Regions from separate parts of the Mus musculus genome. Here region 1 is linked to region 2. Evidence: chromatin loops called from intact Hi-C (ENCODE). Cell type or tissue: heart. All regions are shown on one strand. Links, peaks and the distances in the headings refer to the core of each region. The heading gives the core; the rest is flanking DNA. Region 1 holds the start of Zfp57 (zinc finger protein 57). Region 2 holds the start of Trim26 (tripartite motif-containing 26).

The links. A loop is a pair of places that touch in the nucleus more often than their neighbours do. Peaks named below come from ENCODE experiments on the same cell type or tissue, not always from the same donor. Only the 100,000 strongest peaks of a DNase experiment are listed, where the experiment ranks them.
Region 1: a loop joins it to region 2, with 2.4 times the contacts of the local background. A loop is called at or near these places in 1 of 42 quality-filtered maps.

What each region holds. Positions count from the first base shown.
Region 1 is chr17:37,000,206-37,004,593 of GRCm38, reverse strand. It overlaps Zfp57 (zinc finger protein 57), which reads right to left and starts at 2,069. Exons shown (of 5, transcript NM_001013745.2): 1 at 1,817-2,069; 2 at 1,279-1,308. In heart, for the core only: no CTCF peak of the experiment used is centred there; DNase peaks (open chromatin) are centred at 1,403 and 2,153; H3K4me3 peaks cover 1,613 bases; H3K27ac peaks cover 1,757 bases.
Region 2 is chr17:36,834,071-36,838,458 of GRCm38, reverse strand. It overlaps Trim26 (tripartite motif-containing 26), which reads right to left and starts at 1,313. Exons shown (of 10, transcript NM_001025599.3): 1 at 1,195-1,313; 2 at 887-994. In heart, for the core only: a CTCF peak has its summit at 2,119; DNase peaks (open chromatin) are centred at 1,378 and 2,208; H3K4me3 peaks cover 2,069 bases; H3K27ac peaks cover 2,089 bases.

The DNA.
Region 1 (4,388 bases), core at 156-4,155, 170 kb before region 2:
AGTTTAATTCTAGATTCAGTACCACTGAAAAGTACATACCTGAATGCGTCACATACCACTCTGAGTTTTGTCTCTTCATCCTCTGACTTGATTTCACTGGAAAGATGAGAGCTTATATCTCTTCCAGGACCAGAAATTAAAATATAGATTCTGTGATTTGAATGTGTGTGTGGTATCCTGGGGCTCAAACCTAGAAGCTTATGCCTGCTAACCAAGTGCCACTGAGCCTTATGCATACCCCTAGCTCCATGACTTCAATGTTTAATATATAGATACGATATTTCCAATGGACCTAGCCTTTGATGACCTCTTAAGCTGAAAATGTCACTAGGTCAGAAATGCAAGTAATATGCCTACCGAACAGAACCTTATAGCTTAGTAACAAAGTACACTGACAGTGTGTAGTTTCCTTTCCTGATCTACTAGCTGTCTGGAAAGTGTAGCCTGTGACTACTACCCAGCATAAAGGACTATCAGAGTATCTATCTATCCCTATGCACCACATAGTACTAGTCTAGGGACGAGTTAAATCAAACCCCAAAATAAGCTGTCTGACTATGTAAGGCCATCCCATCATTTTGGATCATTTTAAGTCTTGGCAGCGTGAGTCCAGTATCACATGTACAGCACAGTGATAACAACCCAATATCATTTAAATTCTTTGTTCACTCTGAAATTTTTTTAATTTCTATTTCTCCTCTCTAGATGCAGGGAAGCATAAAGGCACAGAGACTCGTGGCCCTTTCTTTTCCTCTCAATTCTTTTGCTACGTGAAAGTGCCAGCAAGGAACAAGGCATTCAAGGAATCGCTAGCTCTGATCCCCAAAAAAGTTGCCAGGAAAGCTGCATTCTGAGGTTGATTTTCTTCCTTCCTTCTGTCTGTCTCACCTCTCATTATTCTTCCGTTGGAAAAAAAAAAAAAAAAAAAAACATTCCAAACAGTGTCTTCCAGGACCTGTCCATACAGTTCTATGCTAGTGTCTTCCAGGACCTGTCTTTAACCATTCTCAGCAAAGACCCCTTTATCAACAAGTCTTAACAATAGCATAAAGATGCGTGGTGACCTAGACGATTACCTAAACACTAGGAAGGCTGAGACAGGATCTCCGGGAGTTCTAGGACAGCCTGGGCTACAGAAAGCATAAAACATCATCAACAACAGCAGCAGGAGCTGCTGCACATTCACACAAAGCAGGGAGTGGTCTTTAATATAGATACAGGCTGATTAAGGAGACTGACAGGTGTTGGGTACCTCCATCCACCTCCTCACTCATTTACCTCTGATTGTTCTTTCCTGGTGCAGGAGCCCTGAGAAGGCAAGAGACTAAATAAGACTTGGCTGTTGATTGGCCGGAGGTCAGGTCCCGTCCCTCCCGACTCCCACCCCCCTGGCATGGGAGATGGGCCAGGCCTGGCCTCACCCTTCCACTGGGTAAATTTCTGGAGGGACTGTGCAGACGTCTCTCAACCCTGAGTGCACTCCTCCAACTAAAGCCCATTCATTGTTTCACAAATCTGAGGAGTCAGCCCCAATAGCACAAAGGAAGCTAAGACAGGAAGATCAGGCAAACTTGCCACAATACACCCCGTCTGTCCGGCTCTCTAAAATCTGTGGCCCCGCCGCTCTCACGCACAATCTGACAAGAAATGCCCGCCGGCTTTGCCCGGTCAGCCCCGGTCCCAGACTCTAATCCCCCGAGGTTTCAGCCACGTGAGCCTTTCCACCGCGGAGCCAGGCGGCTTCTCCCACCCAGGTGTCGGGCCCTCGTGGCTCCACCGAGGGAGCGGCTCCACCCGGGTCCCCGCACGCTCTCACCGCGCTCGACAGCCCTACTTGAGGCTCGGCAGTCCTGCCGTTCCCAGCGCTCGGCTTCTGAGCCGTAGCCTCGGACCACAGCCACACAAAGGGCTGGGCGCGCGTTCCAGCCTCGACCAGAACGCAGCGGCGTGAAACCCAGGAAGGGGCCCTTGCCAGAAGTCAGGAATCCGCTACTTTGTCCCTCTGCTTCCGTTCTGCTCCGTCCGCAGGTAACACATCTCAAGTGGCTGTCTGCCAAGGTCAGAAATTTAGATCTGAAGAAGCCCAATGCCTGAATGCCACGCCTTCTCGTCCCGCCTACTGTTGGTCTTCACTGGTCTCAGCTGCGCTAGGAAATTCCATTTCCTAAGATAAGTATTTACTCCTGGGGTGGGGAATGGGAGTGGGGGATGGGGGTAGGGGGTGGTGGGAGGGACGGGTGACTCAATTTCCGTAATTCCTTGTACTAGGCAGCTGAAAGTGAGTTCCACGCCTGCCTGGGCTACACAGTAAAACACACACACACACACACACACACACACACACACACACACACACACACACACACACACACACACACACACAAATAAAATAAGGTAAGACTAAAGAAAAACTGGAACACTTCGCAGACAAGTAAAGTGGGCCGTGGAGCAACATCTTAGCTAAAGTAAAATCCAAGAAAGCACAGGAGACTTAGACTATAGTTACAGGATAGCTCAGTAGTTAGAGAGGATTCCAGGACACCTAGCACAGAGAGACCTGTAACCAGGGAACCCCACACTCTTCGTTTGGTACCATCCCATATGTGGCATTCACTCATACAGACTCAGGACAATAAAAATAATGATTAAAAAAAAAAAGATACAGACACTTCACAGGTATCACATCACGGTCAAGTCGTATTAGTGTTTCACATACCAAATTCACTTCAGTCTCTCTCTGTAATCCTTTCTTTTGTTTGTTTGGATTTGTTTTTAATAAGTTCCATTGGAATTATAACACTTAACCCAGGTCTCAGGCAGCCAAAGCACAAACATAGTTGGGGAGGGTGATAGGAAAGTATAGAAGGTACTAGGTTGCTGGGTGGTGGTGGCGCTCGCCTTTAATCCCAGCACTTGGGAGGCAGAGGCAGGCAGATTTCTGAGTTCAAGGCCAGCCTGGTCTACAAAGTGAGTTCCAGGACAGCCAGGGCTATACAGAGAAACCCTGTCTCGAAAAACCAAAAAAAAAAAAAAAAGAAGAAGAAGAAGGATTGAAGCAATCCATATGTAACAGGCCTGTAGTGAGGTAAAAGAACAAACAAACAAACAAAAACCACGCTTTCCGTCAATAATGAACTGTTTCTCACCCTGACTTCAAATTACCTTATTTACAAAACTGAGCAACCATAATTAGCTGATTTAGGTTCTTCAACTTTAAATAAATAAATAATTTATTTATTTATTATTTACTTACTTTCTTAGAGACAGCTCTTCCTAGGAACTCACTATGGAGCCATGCTGACCTTGAATTCAAGACCCCCTCGACTCAGTGATTGAGTGTATACTGGCTTCTGGTCCTTAATTCTTGAGGTGGAAACACCATGTTGGCCAGCAGGTAGCCCCAGCACACAGTCAAACACTATAGGACAAATGAAACCCTTACAAAGGTTGGTTCAACATTTTATGCTGGCCACTAGGCTGTTTCCAGCTGATGTTTGATGTGCTAAGAACCTCTTGAGAAAGCCCAGGCACATTCTAGCCCACTGCACTCCACCTTTATCTAGCTCAGCATCCTTCTTCCCGTGCTTCGCTGATGTCTAAGAAATGCTTCTGTCTATAAATCTTTAGTTAACTACACTCGTCCGCATAGCACTGGGTTTGTCGCCTCGCCTCTTCAGTTTCAGCACCTCTACGCTAGGTGAAAACTTGATTTAAAGAATGTAGAAAAAATTATCAACTACTAAAGAGAACATCTCTCATGTGTGGTAGTACATGCCTGTCATCCTAGCACTTGAAAGATGGATGAAGGGGGGATCAAAGTTCTCAGCCACATAGTGAGTGAGTTCAAGGCTAGCCTGGGCTACTTGAGACTCTATCTTAACTAGGAAACCATTAGATGTGTGTCATTGATTCCCTGCCAGAGTTTGGGTTCACATTATATAGAGAGAGATCTGAATAGGGAGCCAGACATAGTCATACACAATTCTAATCCCAGCACTTAAAGGGCTAAGACAAGAAAATAGCAAACTTTAAGTAAGGATCATCCTGGGCTACGTAATCAGTCTCAGGCTAGCTTAGACTATGAGACCCTGTCTGAACAATCAACTTGATGAACTTGAGAGATTGGTAAAGCATCTCTCTCTCTCTCTCTCTCTCTCTCTCTCTCTCTCTGTGTGTGTGTGTGTGTGTGTGTGTGTGTGTGTGTAGGTACTCCTAGAAACAATTATGTCATAAAGTTTCCAACCTCATGAATAGTTTAATTCATTTGTGGATTTAAAGTTTGAATAGACTAATCCAATGGGAGGTTGTAAAGCTGTGGAAGCTAGGACTTAGTTGGAGGAAGTAGGCCACTGGAAGATGTATCTGGAGACTAAATCTTGCCTTGGCTG
Region 2 (4,388 bases), core at 280-4,279:
TGAAAAGGAAAAGGTGAATAAATATAGTGTGTGGACTTTGGCCAATAATAATGTGTTATTTGTCAATGAAAGGAAATCAGTTGGGAGTTATAGACACTTCACACACTGTTTTCTCAATTTTTTCTGTAAATGTACAACTGTTCTAAAAAAAATTAAGTGTATTCAAAAGTGTGGGCAGATGCCTGTAATCTCTGTAATCGAAGCACTCGAGGCAGGAGGCTAACCTGGGCTGCCATGGTCAGTTTCAGACCATTTTGGATACATGGAGACACCCTGTCGTTGTCATCACCATCGTCATCATTATCAAATTTAAAAGTTGCAGTTTTAAAGGCATTAATGAAAGCTTTCTTTTAGAAAAATATGGGTTTGTTTGTTTGTTTGTTTTAACTTGGGAGGAATACTCTAGGCATCATGAATCCATCTCACTAACAAGGGGTTCAGGCATGCATGAACGAGCGCATGTCATTCTTCCCTTCTTTGAAACACACACAAATGGTTGTGTTGTCAAAATCTGGAATGTACGGGGAATTGTTAAGTGTCTCCTCCTATTCACTTCCCAAAGTTAAATTCATACATTTCTTTTCTTTTCTTTTTTTTTTTTTTGGGTGGGGGTGGGGGTGGGGGTCAAGACAGGGGCTCTCTTTGTAGCCCTGGTTATCCTAGAATTCATTTAGTCTGTAAACCAGACTGGCCTCTAACTCCCAAGCACTGGGTGTAAAGGCGTGCACCAGTCCACAGCCAGGTTTATACTTTCTTTTCCTAAGCTAATTAGGTAGTAAAATCATCAGTGATAACGAACGCACAGCTCTTGGTACAACTAGCTAAACCAGTTTACTCTGAGGATAAATAAATAAAAAAAAAATAAACAGATACATAAATATAAGACCTGCTTCTGGTCATGCAGGGCTCCAAGCCACCAGGTGGAACGTCATCCGGGTCCCGCTCACTTCTGGCTCTGGGGACTGGAAGAGACTGAAGTAAGTCTGGGTTGGACCTGAGGAGGAAGGAACACGGCGAGCTCAGGGCGAAAGGCCCAAAGGCGAGCCGGGGACGCGGCGCTCACGCGAGCTCGCCGTCCCGCGCGCCCGGGCCTGGTTAGCCCTGCCCAGGGCCCGCGGCCGCCTTCGCTGTCCCCACCCGGGTCGCACGGCGGCCGCTCCTCCGCGTCTCCTCACCAGTGCAAACCGCACTCACCCGCGCCGCTCTCCGGGCCGGGTCACTCCTCTCCCTGGAGCTGCTCCGCGGGGTAGGTCCTGAGCAAGCAGCCGGCACCACAGTCTCCCCGCCCAGCAGTCTCCGGGAGCTCCGGGCCCTCCGCCGAGATTTCTCTGGGACCAGCCCTGGGATTGGCTCTTGCCAAACTCCATCCTCCAATGGGAACTTCAGGATTCTTGACGTCACTGATCACTGGGCAAATCCCCAGGCAGCGGCCAAAGAGGTGAAGCGGCCGGGCCCGAGAAAAGGAAAGTGAAATCGGAAGCGGCCAGTGCGTCACGGTTGTCTTCCAGCTGCTGAGGTCGCGCGAGGCCTCGTGTAGGTTAGGGTGCTGAAGCCCCCATAGCTTTCGAGACCCCATTTCTGATTCCCTGCGGTTAGGGGTGGGCTGGGGTGTCTGCAAGGGCTGGGTTTTAGATGGGGTTTCCTCCTCAGGGCCTGCCTCTAACTAAGATCAGACCAGTCTATCAAGTTTTTCCAAGATCCATCACAAATATCATTTTCGAAGCTCCTGGCTAGGATGAACCATTTTTGACAACTAGCCTTCCTTACACAAGGCAGGTGCTGTTCCTGCTGTACAGAACAAAGTAAACACACATACACATTCCACACTCCACCCCACACCACAGTGATAGTTCAGTGGGTAAAGATGCTTGCCACCAAATCAGATGACTGGCTTTCAAATCCCATATCCCCCACATGATGGGACATGAGAACATCTATTCTGGTTGTCCTCTAAGCTCCACAAGCACATGCACTCTCCACCTACGCTAAATAAATAAATGCAAAACATTTAAAGATCCTGGCGCTAGGGAAACCGAGGCATTAGAGTTCAATACCAGCCTGGGCTACGAAGGGGGAATTTGTTGAAAACTGAGAAAAACTACAGAACCTGCAATATCTGGTACTGAGGCCCTCTACAGGAGCTTTGAGAGCCTCCTGCAGCTCCACAGCCAAGGACTCGACCACGCCCACTAGCCTGAAAGCCCTTTTTGCACACAGCTTTCTGCTCTGCAGGAAATCCACAGTTCCTGCTACTTCCAAAGAAGTAGTCCGAGCTGCAGGAGGGCTCCGAGTCCTAAGTCCTAACATTTCACCAACATATGGGGAGTGCTTTTGAGTTTCCTGTGAGCTGTTGTAGGGGGTGGAGCGGAGTTCTGGATGCCTGTGCTCTGGACTTTGATCTCAGCACACCCTAAAATCACTAGATACCTGCTCTTTCAGTTGATATTGGGGGTGGGAGCTTTGTTTTGTTTTGTTTAGAGACAGAGTCTCACTATGTAGCTCTGGCTGTCCTGGAACTCGCTCTGTAGACCAGGCTGCCCATATTCAGTACCGGTTCTTCCCACTCTGCCTGCGTTTCCCTTATATCTACAATAAAAATCTTCTCCATACTTAAGGAATAGTCACAGGGAGTACCTCAACGATGGTCAGAGCCAAGGAATGCTGCCAAAAAAAAAAAAAATCATATTACACAACAGAGCTCATGAAAAAGATTTATTGGAAGTGGAGTGAGAAGCAGGGCAGGCTGTGATGGTGCAGGCTTTATAATATGGGGTATGGAACATGCATATAGTGAAAATGCAGGACAGTGGCGAAAGTGAAAAAAAAGCCAGGTCCCATTGGTCTTTAGTAATGATGAGGATTGAAGGGCAGGGGATAGGGGAGCTTGGTTTTGGAAATGTGGGTGACTCTCGGTTGACTAACACTTGTTTTTTCATTCACTGTCTAAATGGGTAACCCACCATACATTAATCTATTTTGATTTATTTATGCATGTCTCATACACTGATAGTGGGTTTTTTTTTTGTTGTTGTTTTTTGTTTTTGGGTTTTTTGTTGTTGTTTTTTGTTTTTTTGTTTTTTTGGTTTTTTTTTTTAGATGTGGGTGTGGAGAGATGGCTCAGAAGTTAAGGGCAATTATTCTCGTAGAAAACCTGGATTCCACGCCCAGCAACCATAAGACAATTCACAACTGCCTTTAATTTCAGATCCAGGGGATTCTAGACTCTGATCTCTTTGGGCACCAGGCATACAGACAGGTCAGGCCCATACACGCATGCGGGTGAACTACTCACATATAAAATAAACAAATAAGCCAGCCATGGTGGCACACTGTTGCAGGATGTTTGATCACACCGTTAACCCTGTGAGACTGCGTTGTTCACTGGAAAAACCTGTTTCTGGTTGTGGTGTGGCTCAGCCTTGGCACACACCTTTTTTCTCAAACAATGAAGGTCAAGTTAGTCGAAGGAAGCACCTATGTTTGAAAGTGATGTCTAGTTGAGTGACAGACAAAGTGACGAATCAAAGAAAGATTTGACAGAGTAGGATATGCCCATCTCTCATGAGAACAGAAAGGAAAGTGAGACCGCATAAGAGAGTGCAGAAAGAGAGAAGGTAGTTTTACCAGGAGAGTTTTACAGAGACAGGTTGAAGAGAGATAAGCTAGACACAGGTGAAGACAGAACGATTCAGAGAATGAGAAGAAACCAGAAGATCAGAACAGATTACCTGAGTTAGTTTGAGGCCAAGCAGAGCAAAAAGTCAGAGGATGAGAGAGAAGCCAGACTAATCTGTCAGCTTGGAGAGGAGTTTGAGCCAGAACAGTTGAGTTGACCAGCCAGCCAGAGTTCAGTAAGCCTCCATCTGAGATGACAATTACACCAAGTGAATAAAAGTTACTTTTACAGTACATAGGCTTTAACCTCAACATTCTGGAGGCAGAGGCAGGTAGATCTCCGAGTCTGAGGTTAGCATGGTCTACAGATTGAATATCAGGATAGCTAAGCCTGAACTGAGAAACCTTGTCTTAGTTAGGGTTTTTCTGCTGGGAACAGACACCATGACTAAGGCAAGTCTAATAAAGGACATTTAATTGGGGCTGGCTTACAAGTTCAGAGGTTCAGTCTATTATTATCAAGGTGGGAGCATGGCAGCATCCAGGGAGGCATGGTGCAGGCAGAGCTGAGAGTCCTGCATCTTCATCTGAAGGCTGCTAGTGGAAGACTGACTTCTTGGCAGCTAGGATGGGGATCTTAAAGCCCATGCCCATAGTGACACACCTACTCCAACAAGGATACACCTCCTAATAGTGCCACGCACTGGGACAAGCATATACAAACCATCGCAAACCTTGTGTTGAAAAGCCAACCAAAGTGTTTCATATGTGTG